3 separate regions of the Homo sapiens genome follow, and regions 1 and 2 are each linked to region 3. Evidence: chromatin contacts called from ENCODE Hi-C or POLR2A ChIA-PET data. All regions are on one chromosome and are shown on one strand. Each heading gives the region's core, a stretch centred on a gene start or an enhancer-like site at or near the end of the contact. The rest is flanking DNA. Distances are from core to core; before and after follow the strand shown. Region 1 has its middle 80 kb from the start of NDUFS5. Region 2 has its middle 8.8 kb from the start of MACF1. Region 3 overlaps SMAP2 (small ArfGAP2).

Region 1 (4,156 bases), core at 930-3,429, 1.3 Mb before region 3:
GGCAGGCCAGCAAAACTTGATGGGAAAAGATATGATTAATGACTTGCTCACCTGATTTCTGATCAGGGTGTGGTGTGGAAACAACCAGCATGCACCTATTAGCGAAAAGCGTCATTTGTTTTACTTGTTACCAATGTGCTGAGCATTGACCAAAATACTTGGCACTACTCACAAGGTACAAAGACACCTTCCCTAGCCTGGGGTTAAGAAGTTTCTCCTTCAAACTCTTGAGAATGGGAACTGGAATGGAAGCCCAAGTCCCAATTTTGGTTGCTCAGTGTTGCATGAATTCTTTTTTTACTTGCTAATGTGCCCTTATTGTGAGATCAGCCAGTGTAACTTCTTACCCACAACCACCTCTCCAGACCTCCTGAAAAATCAAGCTAACAGGGGAGGATAACTGCTAAATGGGGGGTGGCGGGCACAACGTGTCACCTACATTGACCAGAGTTCTTCATTCACTGCTCATGGCTCCAGCGCACTCCATGAATATTGGGATTGAATGATACACAACCGAATGTTGGATCAAATGATGTTGGGAGCTCTGTCCTCAAAATGGCCCCTAATAAATCCCTACCCATATTTTCCAGTTTCCTTTCTTTACTCTTTCCTTTCCCCTGATGACAAAGAATAATTGGCTTCCCCTTTTCTTCCCTGACCAGCTATGCTCCAGAGTCCTTTCTTTGTTCCCTAACAGTCCTGGTTCCGTCTCAGGTTCCCACATTTCTCCCTTTTGATCTCTGTCTCTCTGTTCAGATGGCTGTCACAGTTTAATAATTCTGGAGGGTCTATCCCCTACAGATTTATGTCTCCCTGTCTCTCCTCTTATTCACCCCATGGTGCATTCAGAATCCCGTTTTCGTGCCTCCCTGGGTTGTCATTTCTCAGGCTCTGGCTCCTTGGCCTGGTTTACTTCATGGTGCTGGATCTGCCCCGTCACTTCTTGTTCAGCTTCTTCTGTTTCTGGAAAACCCTTTGTTCCCGGGCTTCTTTGTGGGCTCAGTGTCCTCCGGCCCTACACTGCAGCCCTGTCTGGATCTTGCCCTTGTCCTCGTTCTGACCGCGTCTAGCCCTGGGATCTGAGGCATCGTGGTCTTTTGCCCTCTGCTTTCCCTTCAGTTTCTCCAGGTCCTTCTCCAGCAGCCGCACAGGCCCCGCTGGGTTTCTCTCCAGCCAGGGAGAAACCCTCCTTTGTCCCGCTCCCGGCGGCGTAGGTCAGCGCTGACTGGGGCTCCCGCTCGCCCTGTGGAGCCGGCCCGGGTCTCCCTGCCGTTCGGCCGGCCCAGCCTTTCATCCTGACGCGCGGGGCCTCCCACCCAGCGGGACTCCCGCGTGGGCCGGCCTCTCGCGCCCCTCGGCTCGGGCCCCAGTCCGGGCCGGGCGGGGGTCGGCAGCCCCTGGGGGACCCGTGTGGGCAGCCCGGGCCCAGCCGGCCGCAGCCTGGGGCCGAGGACTCGCCGGGACCCGGAGGCGGCGGGGAGAGGGGGCGGGGAACGGGCCGGGCCTGGCGCTCCTGACAGGAGGAGCCGCCGCCGCCGCCCGCCGCTGCAGCCGCGCCGGGGCGGGCTGAGGGAGGAGCGGAGCCGAGGGGTGAGGACGCGGAAACGCGAGCCGGGACCGGCGGAGCGCGAGCGGGCCGGGTGCGAGCGGACTGAGGAGCGGAGCGCGACTGCCGGGCCGGGCGAGGCGGGCGGACGGCGGAGAGCGAGGGCGCCGTCGCCGTCTCTGAGACGCACAAAGGGTCGAGGCTGGGGCCGCCGCCGCCTCAGCGCGCGGGCCTGGAACCGGCAGCCCCCGGGGCTCGGCGAGAAGGCGGTGCGGGCGGCCATGGCCGGCTACGTGCCGGGTCAGCAGCCGGCCAACCGCAGCCAGGAGAAGGAGTTCGTGCAGGCGTACGAGGATGTGCTGGAGCGGTACAAAGGTAGGGCCGGGGACTGGCCGGCGCTGAGGCCCGCGGGCCGGCGCAGCGTGGCCTTCGGAGCCGGTCGGCTCGGCGGCTGCAGGTGGGGCGGCCGGGCGGGGTCGCACCCACCGCGCGGGGCTTGGCCCTGAGCTGCTGCTTCTCGGGGCCAGTTTATTTACAGAGTTGAGATAAGCCTTCGGAAACCGCCCCCGGGGCAGTCGGCGCGCTCAGAGCGCCAGTTACATGATTTGCCCTATTATCCGGCCCCAGCTGGAAGAAGGCGAGACAAGGCGCTGGCCTGGAGACCGGCCGCCGTGGGGAGTTGCTGGGGAGGAGGAGGAGGAGGAGTTGGGCGCGGGAGAAACCACCCGCTCTGCTCTGGGTGCGAGCTTCCTCCCAGAGGGGCTCGGACCTCTGTGTGCCCGCGGAGAGTCCCTCCCTCGCCCCCTTTTGTCTCTTTGAGTCTCGGATGAGTCGCGTGGAAGCCGAGGTTGGAAAGCACCTTGGTGTCTTCGGGGTGGGGTGGGCAGCGGTGTGGGTGAGTGTGCAGTTTTTGGTGGCGAGACCTTACCCCCTCCATCTCCCCGGGGGTCTGGGCCTGCTGGAGGTAGGGGTCTGTTTTTTTCCTCCCACATAAAGATTTGCCTTGGAGCTCGGATTTCAGCCCTGAAGGCTCTCTTGCGAGACACTTCTGCAAGTTAATGCCTAATCTGCGCCTTGGGTGTATGGGGAGAAAGTTTTGACAGACAAGAGGGCCTGTGGACTGCATTTCCCTAACTGCTGTAGGTGCCCCTGAATGGAAGCCAGGGATGCGTGGCCTTGGGAGGCCCTTGCCTTGATCTTTAACATCCGGTTCTGGGAGTTTGCTTTGGCTGGCAGTTATGCTTTCCACAGACGGGGAGATTTTCCCAGAAACGACACAGGCAGCACTTTTCCCCATTTTATTCAGCTCGGGCCCTTGTGACTAGGCCCTTAGTTTCTTTTTATCTGAAGGAGAGGAAACTTCAGCCCCTATGACTGAGTCCAGCGTACTTGTTTACAGCACCTATCCAGTGAAGGGAAACTAATGAAGAAGCTGTAAAACGCCCCCCCTCTCCCCCCTCCCCCCCACTTTTTTTTTCTTGTGGCATTGGAACTCTGCTTGGGAATGCAGCAGGAAAAAAGTAGAGATGAAATGCGAAAAAAGACCTACTAGGGTTTTTGCTTGTTCCCTCTGCATCAGCTCCTGTAAACTGTCCAGCTTTTCCTGCCTGCAGCAAGTTTTCTGTCAACCCCCTGTGGTCTTTCTTTTTAAGAAATGTGGTTCATTTCAGAGCACAAAGAGGTTAGATTGTGCTGCTGAACTTCATTGAAAAAATGCTGCTCAGTGAATGGTTGCATTAAGTTTCCTTTGCAGGCTTTTGAGTAACACTGCTCTCTTCAGAGAGAGGAGATACATTAGGACCGTCCCGGGCTGTGACAGCTTCAAACCAGCAGAATTAAGACCCAAAATAGGTGAAGAAATCTCAGCACCTCACTGGATGGTAGTACTGGTGACCTCCAGCGGAAAGGAAGTTGGACTCCTAGCAAATGAGGCTGGGAAAGAAGGGGGCAGTAGGGCTTGTTCCAGGAGAGACCTCTTTTGTTCAGTTTTTTTTTTTTAGCTGTCTCACTCAGTTTGGCTTTCCTCTGAAGGGCCTTGATCAGGTGTATAGGAACTTAATCCTTCCCAGACACAGGTCTCTTTCTTGAGGGGAGGAATGAGTTAAAAATGGTTGCCCAAAGTAAATTACCTCGAGTTGTATACGGTGGTCGTGCAGTCTGCTCTTCTGATCGGTGCAGAACAATCTCTCTTCCCCCCACTGCACCGTTCTCACTGGGAGGTCAGAGTGGCTTAGCATCCGGGCCTTTGTTACTTTGCTTATGGAATTCCTGCATTTTCCAGACTTAGAAATCCCCGTACTACCTTAATAGGAGAACAGTTTGTCTAAGCAGAGGAGTGAGCTGGAATCTATAGAGTGACCAGGGGAAGGAGTTTGTGAGGATCATGCCACGTATTGGTTTTGGAAAGAGATGGGAAAATAGATATTGATGATGGTGGGGTGTTCTAGACCCTTATTGGCTGGTCACCACATTACTTGGATCTCTCTCTGCTGCTATTAATTTGTAGTCACCTCATTATACAGGCTGAAGCAGGATTTTTATATGCAGAAGGAGAGCTAAAATTTTCAGCTGCCTAAACTGCCCCTAGGGCCAATGGGAGAAGGGCAGTAA
Region 2 (4,043 bases), core at 1,383-3,882, 1.2 Mb before region 3:
TTTAAGAGTGAGTTTTCTTTTTTCTTTTTTTCTTTTTTTGAGACAGTTTCGCTGTTGTTGCCCAGGCTGGGGTGCAGTGGCATGATCTCAGCTCACTGCAACCTCCACTTCCTGGGTTCAGGCAATTCTCTTGCCTCAGCCTCCCAAGTAGCTGGGATTACAGGCACTCCTGGGTAATTTTGTATTTTTAATAGAGATGGGGTTTCACCATATTGGTCAGGCTGGTCTCGAACTCCTGACCTCAGGTGATCCAACCACCTCGTCCTCCCAAAGTGCTGGGATTACAGGCATGCGCCACCACACCTGGCCAAGAGTGAGTTTTCTAAGTGCTGTACCAGAGCATCTCTCACTTTATTTTCTGCCCCTCCTCTTTAGTGTTACTTTCCCTTTTCTTTCTTAAGGGTAAGACCTTCAGTTGCTGAGCTTGATAGGAAGGCCATCTAGAGTTAGATCCTGGGCAGAATCCATATCCGGAGGGATTTCCAGAAGTGGAATTTCTTTTCTTTTCTTTTCTTTTCTTTTCTTTTCTTTTTTTTTTTTTTTTTTTTGTGATAGAGTCTTGTTCTGTTTCCCAAGCTGGAGTGCAGTGGCGCGATCTCAGCTCACTGCAGCCTCCACCTCCCGGGCTCAAGGGATTCTTCTGACTCAGCCTCCCAGGTAGCTGAGACTACAGGCACATGCCACCATGCCCGGCTAATTTTTGTAATTTTAGTAGAGACGGGTGGCCAGGCTGGTCTTGAACTCCTGACCTTAGGTGATCCACCCCGCCTCAGCCTTTTAATGTGCTGGGATTACAGGCGTGAGCCACCATGCCCAGCCAAAAGTGGAATTTCTTTCTCCCTGCCTTCCTCTCCCCTCCCCTCCCCTCCCCTCCCCTCCCTTCCCTTCTCTATTGTCTTGCTCTGCTGTCTAGGCTGGAGTGCAGTGGTGTGATCATAGCTCACTGTGGCCTGAAACTCCTGGGCTGGAGTGATTCTCCTGCCTCAGCCTCCCAAGTAGCTAGAACTACAGGTGTGTAACCACTGGGCCTGGCTAAGTGTTATTATGTTTTGGAGAGATGGGGTCTTGCTATGTTGCCCAGGGTGGTCTTAAACTCCTGTCCTCAGGCAGTCCTCCTGCCTCAGCTTCTCAAAGCGCTGGGATTACAGGGGTGAGCCACTGCTCCCAGCCAAGCAGTTTAATTTCTGAATTAATAAACTATCTTCCTTCCAGCTCCAAGGAAAAGCAAAACTTACACTTGTGTTCTTGGAGACACTTTTTTCTTTTAAATTCCCAGGTAGATTTGGAAGTTCACTGTTAAAGATGGTTCGACACCCTTGTTAGTGTATGTTACCTACTAGGCCTCTCTAGAAGAGCATTTTGAGTTATTTCTGCCATAAGATGAATGGTTTTCCAGGCACTTGTTCTCGGTTGTATGTTTTTGTGGTCAAAAAAGATGCATTACCAGAAGAAATGTTTATATTTTGGGAGTATTCATAATTCACTGGGCCCAGCTTTGCCCTTTCTAGTGTGCACCCGCCCCCATTCTTGCTCTTAAGCAGTTCTCAGATCCTCTCATTCATTTATTAATTTGCTCATTCCACAAATAGTTATTTAGTGACTAAGATTTTATAAAGGAGAGCAGACATTTATCTAGCTTCAAAAACAGTCTAGTGAGGGAGTAACAATATGTGCTCAGCTGTATTATAAAGCACAAAGTGCTAAACTTTATGAGAGAAACAGATAAAGTATAATAAAAGCTCAAGGGAGGGAGAAGTTTACTTCTCACTGGGATGGAGGGAGGAACTGGAGATAATTCTGTGGAAGTACTGGCTTTAAGCTGGTCTATAGAAATAGGAGTTTAATATCTGGAGATGGGAAGGAAAAACGTGCCAGGATAATGAGGGAAATATTGTGAAGCCAGAGAGTTTTGGATTTAATTTGCTGATAGGGAGAAATGTAAAGTTTTACAGTGAAGTTATAAATAAACATTTATTAAGCATTTAAAATGTGCCAATCATTATACATGCTTCAAGGAGATTACTGTTGTGGTGAACGAGGGCAGGGTTGGTAAGTTGGAGACTGAGATTAGACAGATTAGGTAATTTAGGTGAGGTAAGTTATCAGTTGCCAAGGTTTCGTACAGTCTGAGCAATATTCATAGTCTTTGTGGTCAGATGTAGTTTGTTTGCTGCTCCTCCAAATAATGACAATTATAATCAGCAATTATTGAGCAGGTATTGAGCACCTGAAACACATTAACTCATTCATCCTTACTACAACTCTGAGACAGATGCTATTATTATCATCATTTTACAGATGAGGAAATTGAGGTTCCATGAAGTTAAGTAACTTGCCCAAAGATGCTAAATGTGATGTATACATAGTAGTATGGATTTAAACCCAGGCAGACTGGGCTTATAATTTCCATGCTACTATAATACTCATGGCATCTATGTATACGGAGCAATAAATATGGAGATTTTCCTTACTTTATTGTATTCAATGACACTTTTGTATGTAGAATGTTCTTTGTAGACATTCTGGGCCTTTGCAAGTTGTCTCAATACCACATTGCCAAACCTTAGAGGCAGAGTCATGGATGTCTCCTAATTAAGTTATCTGAAGCCCACATCCTCTGCCTGTCTTCAGTTAGATGCCTAGTGTACTCATGGGAGGGGACAGATGACAAGAGTTTCAGGGCCAGGCTTTGATGTCTGCATCGTGCCATTTCCAGAAACCCAAGGTTTTCAGTCCTATCGGTTATGTGCTATTCCCTCTACCAAATTTATAATCTTAGGTATATTTATTGTATTTTTTAAAAGACTTCTCTCTTTGTAAGCATTATTTTTCTAGATTTGGCTTTTTTAGTTACGGTGTAACGTAAATTTTTAGTCTGAATCTGCTAAAGTTATGATGCTTGTGGATATCAATTATTTTGAGACCAAGTAAATCTCAATGACATTTGAATAAAATGTCCAGCATACCTTTGCACAGGCTTGTTTTGCTTGCAAACATTAAAGTAATTCTGGGGTGTTGCCTTGTGTTGAGATTTCTTGTGGGTAACAGTTAGGGGAGACCATCCCAAATTCCTGTGGGTAATCCCAAAGAGAGGCAGATCTAAAATCTTAATGAAGTTCTGAGTCTGTCTTCTACAAGGCTTCTTTCATGGTTTGGGGCCCTGCCCGTTGGCTGTTAGTAAGGGATATCCTGGGGGGTGCTAAATGTGACTTTAAAAAGACTGTTCTTTGTATGATAAATGATCTCTTAAAAAGAAAACTAGTCACTCCCTCCTGCCAGCCTCTAACCACTTCCTGTAAATGACAGCACACAGATCTTAGTTTCACCAAGTGAAAAAATTATTTTATTTTCATGAAAGCAGTTCCCCTCTGCTTCTTCCTTCCAACATACATATATATAATAAATATAAATATAAATATATACACACACACACACACAAGCTGCAGATAGGCAGGCTTTTTACCTGTAATATCAAGGTATAAAATGACATGTTTTTATGATCTTATGAGAATAAATTACTTTGGTTATCTTTCATTGTCTTCTCTAATAATAAATGTAGGTTCAGAACATATCTTGGTATTTGAGTACTTTGGATTTTTTCCCCCAAATTTCCTAGGTGTTTTTGAATGACACAAACATGGTATATGATTTTCTAATTACTGATGCCAGAAGCTCCTATAACAGCTTTATGATGGCTTCAGGTAGCAAATAGGGCAGGGAAATGGCTTTCACTTTGGGAAACGAAAATATGGTGAAGGTATTTGTAAGACTGTGAAAAGACGGTTGTGGTGGCTCATGCCTGTAATCCCAGCACTTTGGGAGGCAGAGGCGGGAGGGTCACTCTTAAGGCCAGGAGTTTGAGACCAGCCTGGACTACATAGTGAGACCCCATCTTCAAAAAAAATTAAAAAATTATAGCCAGCATGGTGATGCATGTTTATAGTCCCAGCTCCTCAGGAGGCTAAACCAGGAGGATTGCTTGAGCCTAGGAGTTCAAGGCTGTAGTGAGCTATGATCACACCACTGCATTCTGGCCTGGGCGA
Region 3 (4,169 bases), core at 188-2,687:
CCATGATGCTTTTGTTCAAAATAGCTGAAAACAGCAGAGCTGACGGAAACCAATTTGAGTGTGACAGCTGATTTGAGAAAGAATGAATTAAGAGATTCAGGCTCTTCTGCTATGTTGAAATCATTTTTACTGAAAGATTAGCTGTTTGGAACAGGGATTGACTTTGTCTCTCTGAAAGTAGGCATGAAGAGTTCGGTTAGAGGAACCGTTACAGATGGAGGAGAAACTTGAGGAAAGGTCTTTCCTGTAGTGTGACTACAGTATTAACATTCCCAGATTATATGAAAGAGAAAGGAAGCTTCATTAAATGAAACATTGGAATCAGGAAGACTCCGGCTTGGCTCCCTGAGCATTCTAACTTGTTCTGAGCCTAGTCTCGACAGAAGTAGCCTGACACAAGTGGCTCAGATCAAGGGTCCATATTACGGGCAGAGTAAAAATAGGTCCCAGTTTCATTAGACTTCTCATACATTTAAGGAAAAAAAGATTTGTTGCCATAGGAACAGACCAGTTGTTTTCTGTCTTGTGGGATTTTAGGAGCTGGGGAGATAGGAGGATCCCTGTGCTTATAATCTAAACATCAGTAAATGCTGGTTTTTTTTAAAACAACAACAACTTTATCTTTTATGATTCTGAAACCTATCCACGATAAAAATCATTGGAAAGTATGAAAAATATAATGATGCTGAAGGTATTTTTCATAATTCTTTTTTTTTTTTTTTTTTGGAGACAAGGTCTCTCGCTCCGTCGCCCAAGCTGGAGTACAGTGGCACGATCTCAGCTCACTGCAGCCTCTATCAGGCTTAAGCAGTTCTTCTGTCTCAGCCTTCATAGTAGCTGGGACTACAGGTGCACACCACCACGTCCAGCTAATTTTTGTATTTTTAGTACAGACAGGGTTTTGCCATGTTGCCCAGGCTAGTCTCGAACTCCTGAGCTCACATCATCTGCCTGCCTCGGCCTGCCGGAGTGCCAGGATTACAGGCATCAACCACCATGCCCGGCCTTATTTTTCATAATTCTTATCACCCATTTACTTGAGCTTATACCATAATGATTTTATATCATTCTTTTTTGCTTAACATTTATTATAAGCTTATTTCATGACATTAAAAACGTGTAAATACCTTTATTGTATCCCAGCATTGGAATATGTCATTATTATCTCTTGCCCAATTGTTAATATTTGAATTTTCAATTTTTTAACAATACAAATAAGGAAGTATAAATTTTTGTGTTGTTGTTAGAGTGATGGGTTATTTATGTGTTCAGATTTGAGTAGTCAAGTGGGCCCTCTAATTTAAAAAGTTACCAAGGGGATTCTCTGGGTTGAGCCCACGTAGAGATGGCTTTGCTATGGGCATTATCATTCTGAACTGCTTCATTGCAGTAGATGTCTGCTGAGGCAAGGAATGGGGAATTCGGGAGAACCCTGGTTTCCCCATAAGGGACCTAAGGAACATAAGGGACATAAGGAACAGCTTTATGGGTCATACCACAGCAAGATGGGCCGGCACTTTCACATTGAGAGGTGACAGCGTGCTGGCAGCCCTCACAGCCCTCGCTCGCTCTCGGTGCCTCCTCGGCCTTGGCACCCACTCTGGCCGCACTTGAGGAGCCCTTCAGCCCACTGCTGCACTGTGGGAGCCCCTTCCTGGGCTGGCCGAGGCCGGAGCTGGCTCCCTCGGCTTGCGGGGAGGTGTGGAGGGAGCCAGCTCCGGGAACCGGGGCTGTGTGCCGCACTTGTGGGCCAGCTGGAGTTCCGGGTGGGCATGGGCTTGGCGGGCCCCGCACTTGGAGCAGCCGGCCAGCCCTGCTGGCCCTGGGCAATGAGGGGCTTAGCACCTGGGCCAGCGGCTGCAGAGGGTGTGCTGGGTCCCCCAGCAGTGCCGGCCCACCGGCGCTGCGCTGGATTTCTCACCGGGCCTTAGCTGCCTTCCCACGGGGCAGGGCTCGGGACCTGCAGCCCGCCATGCCTGAGCCTCCCCCCACCTCTGTGGGCTCCTGTGCAGCCTGAGCCTCCCCAACGAGACCGCCCCCTGCTCCACGGCACCCGGTCCCATCAACCACCCAAGGGCTGAGGTGTGTGGGCGCACAGCGCGGGACTGGCGGGCAGCTCCACCTGCAGCCCCAGTGCGAGATCCACTGGATGAAGCCAGCTGGGCTCCTGAGTCTGGTGGGGCCTTGGAGAACCTTTATGTCTAGCTCAGGGATTGTAAATACACCAGTCGGCACTCTGTATCTAGCTCAAGGTTTGTAAACACACCAATCAGCACCCTGTGTCTAGCTCAGGGTTTGTGAATGCACCAATCGACACTCTGTATCTAGCTACTCTGGTGGGGACTTGGAGAACCTTTGTGTGGACACTCTGTATCTAGCTACTCTTGGTGGGGATTTGGAGAACCTTTGTGTCCACACTCTGTATCTAGCTAATCTGGTGGGGATGTGGAGAACCTTTGTGTCTAGCTCAGGGATTGTAAACGCACCAATCAGCACCCTGTCAAAACAGACCGCTCCGCTCTACCAATCAGCAGGATGTGATTGGATGGGGCCAGATAAGAGAATAAAAGCAGGCTGCCCGAGCCAGCAGTGGCAGCCTGTTCGGGTCCTCTTCCACAGTGTGGAAACTTTGTTCTTTTGCTCTTTGCAATAAATCTTACTGCTACTCACTCTTTGGGTCCACACTGCCTTTATGAGCTGCAACACTCACCGCGAAGGTCTGCAGCTTCACTCCTGAAGCCAGCGAGACCACGAACCCACCGGGAGGAACGAACAATTCCAGACGCGCTGCCTTAAGAGCTTTAACACTCACCGCGAGGGTCCACAGCTTCACTCCTGAGCCAGCGAGACCACGAACCCCACCAGAAGGAAGAAACTCCGAACACATCCGAACATCAGAAGGAACAAACTCCGGACACGCCGCCTTTAAGAACTGTAACACTCACTGCGAGGGTCCACGGCTTCATTCTTGAAGTCAGTGAAACCAAGAACCCACCAATTCCGGACACAACATTATATACCTGATGTGCGGAAATACCCTTGCGCCATTGACTAGCATCTTATGTTGTTCATACAGTCCTCATTCACTTAAACTTAGTCCTCTAAGGAGGTGGATTAGAGGTCCTACATTAGTAGAAAGGAGGTAACAGCTACTGCATTATTATTTTTTTTTTGAAGAAGGGCCCTCAGACTGGAGATGAGGACAGGGACTGTGTTTTCATGTCTATCTGCATACTTAATGCACGGTGTCTGGCACATAGTGTCTATGTCCCTATTATGAGCAGCATTATTCTGTTAATGTGTGTTCAGGTCATATGCTTTGTTTTGTTTTTTGATAGTCTTCCTCATACTGTTAGCCCAGATAGCTGAAGATCTGTGACACCAGGAAGCTGAGCAGGTGAATCTCATGGTTGCTTTGTGGTAATTGCTTCTTTGTGCCATTTCATTTCTGTGCTTCTGCCACCTGTGCTGCTTTGGAAGCTGGAGCTAGACATGAAGCGAATCCTCTGCCCTCTCAGTAGGAGGTTTTGGTGTGACACATCATCCTGGGGAAAAATGTAGCATGAAGTGTGAAACAGGAGGCTGAAATAGCAGTCCTTTAGCCCTTTTGTGGGATGGGAGTAAATATTTAGACGTGGTTCTCAGGTGCTGTAGAATTTAATAACCTTGCAGCAGTTTTAGAAACTCCTTGTGCCCACTGGAACAGGTTCGTTTAAAGAATCTTACTTGGGCTCTTTTGAAATTGTGATGCCCCCACCTCCACCCACTCCCCTCCCCCGCCCACCCCCAGACCTGCCCTGAGTTCATCTGCCTAATGTTCCCTTTGCAGGATCTTTGTACTCACATGGCTGGTATCTTTGCCCCACCCCCTTATGCCATATATTTTGACCTCATTGTGTTCTATTCTGAAACGCCTGGGTTTTGAAACATCGTGGTGAATGTTTTCTTTTTCAAAGGGCAAATCTCCATCTTTTGCTCTCCTCCCTTAAGCCAGGGCTGTTTTGATGACTGATATTCTGCACACCACTGGACTAACCAACCATCTGTACTTTGATCCCAGAATTCATTTTGATTCTGCTGTTTGTTTAGAACTGAAAGCTTTCTAGCTTGTTTGGATGTGGTTGTGATTCAGTGAAACTGGCACTGATTTTCCATCTGTTTGCCATTGG

The links. Hi-C counts contacts between places; a loop is a spot of excess contacts on that map. ChIA-PET counts read pairs that join two places held with the same protein, here RNA polymerase II (POLR2A). Pooled maps may share reads with other maps.
Region 1: a map with no recorded cell type shows a loop between it and region 3 (13-fold over the local background). The contact joins two enhancer-like sites. A Hi-C loop is called at or near these places in 1 of 37 single-sample maps with no recorded cell type and 2 of 50 pooled maps. POLR2A ChIA-PET finds 5 or more read pairs at or near these places in 1 of 52 experiments (PC-9).
Region 2: a loop to region 3 is called in a pooled map, with 5 times the contacts of the local background. The contact joins two enhancer-like sites. A Hi-C loop is called at or near these places in 7 of 50 pooled maps. POLR2A ChIA-PET finds 5 or more read pairs at or near these places in 2 of 52 experiments (CD8-positive, alpha-beta memory T cell and OCI-LY7).

Annotation. Positions count from the first base shown.
Region 1 is chr1:39,103,797-39,107,952 of GRCh38, forward strand. It overlaps a transcript of MACF1 not described here. Among named protein-coding and RNA genes, the nearest start is that of NDUFS5, 80 kb to the left of the region's middle. RefSeq lists silencers at 1,229-1,318, 1,359-1,888, 1,929-2,068 and an enhancer at 2,329-2,388. Within about 2 kb of position 2,180, at least 32 of the 41 ENCODE cell types and tissues checked have a DNase peak (open chromatin) inside an H3K27ac peak, as active enhancers do.
Region 2 is chr1:39,193,824-39,197,866 of GRCh38, forward strand. It overlaps a transcript of MACF1 not described here. Among named protein-coding and RNA genes, the nearest start is that of MACF1, 8.8 kb to the right of the region's middle. RefSeq lists a silencer at 3,054-3,348. Within about 2 kb of position 2,633, at least 13 of the 41 ENCODE cell types and tissues checked have a DNase peak (open chromatin) inside an H3K27ac peak, as active enhancers do.
Region 3 is chr1:40,386,147-40,390,315 of GRCh38, forward strand. All of the region lies in intron 1 of SMAP2 (small ArfGAP2), which reads left to right. Among named protein-coding and RNA genes, the nearest start is that of SMAP2, 15 kb to the left of the region's middle. Within about 2 kb of position 1,438, at least 8 of the 41 ENCODE cell types and tissues checked have a DNase peak (open chromatin) inside an H3K27ac peak, as active enhancers do.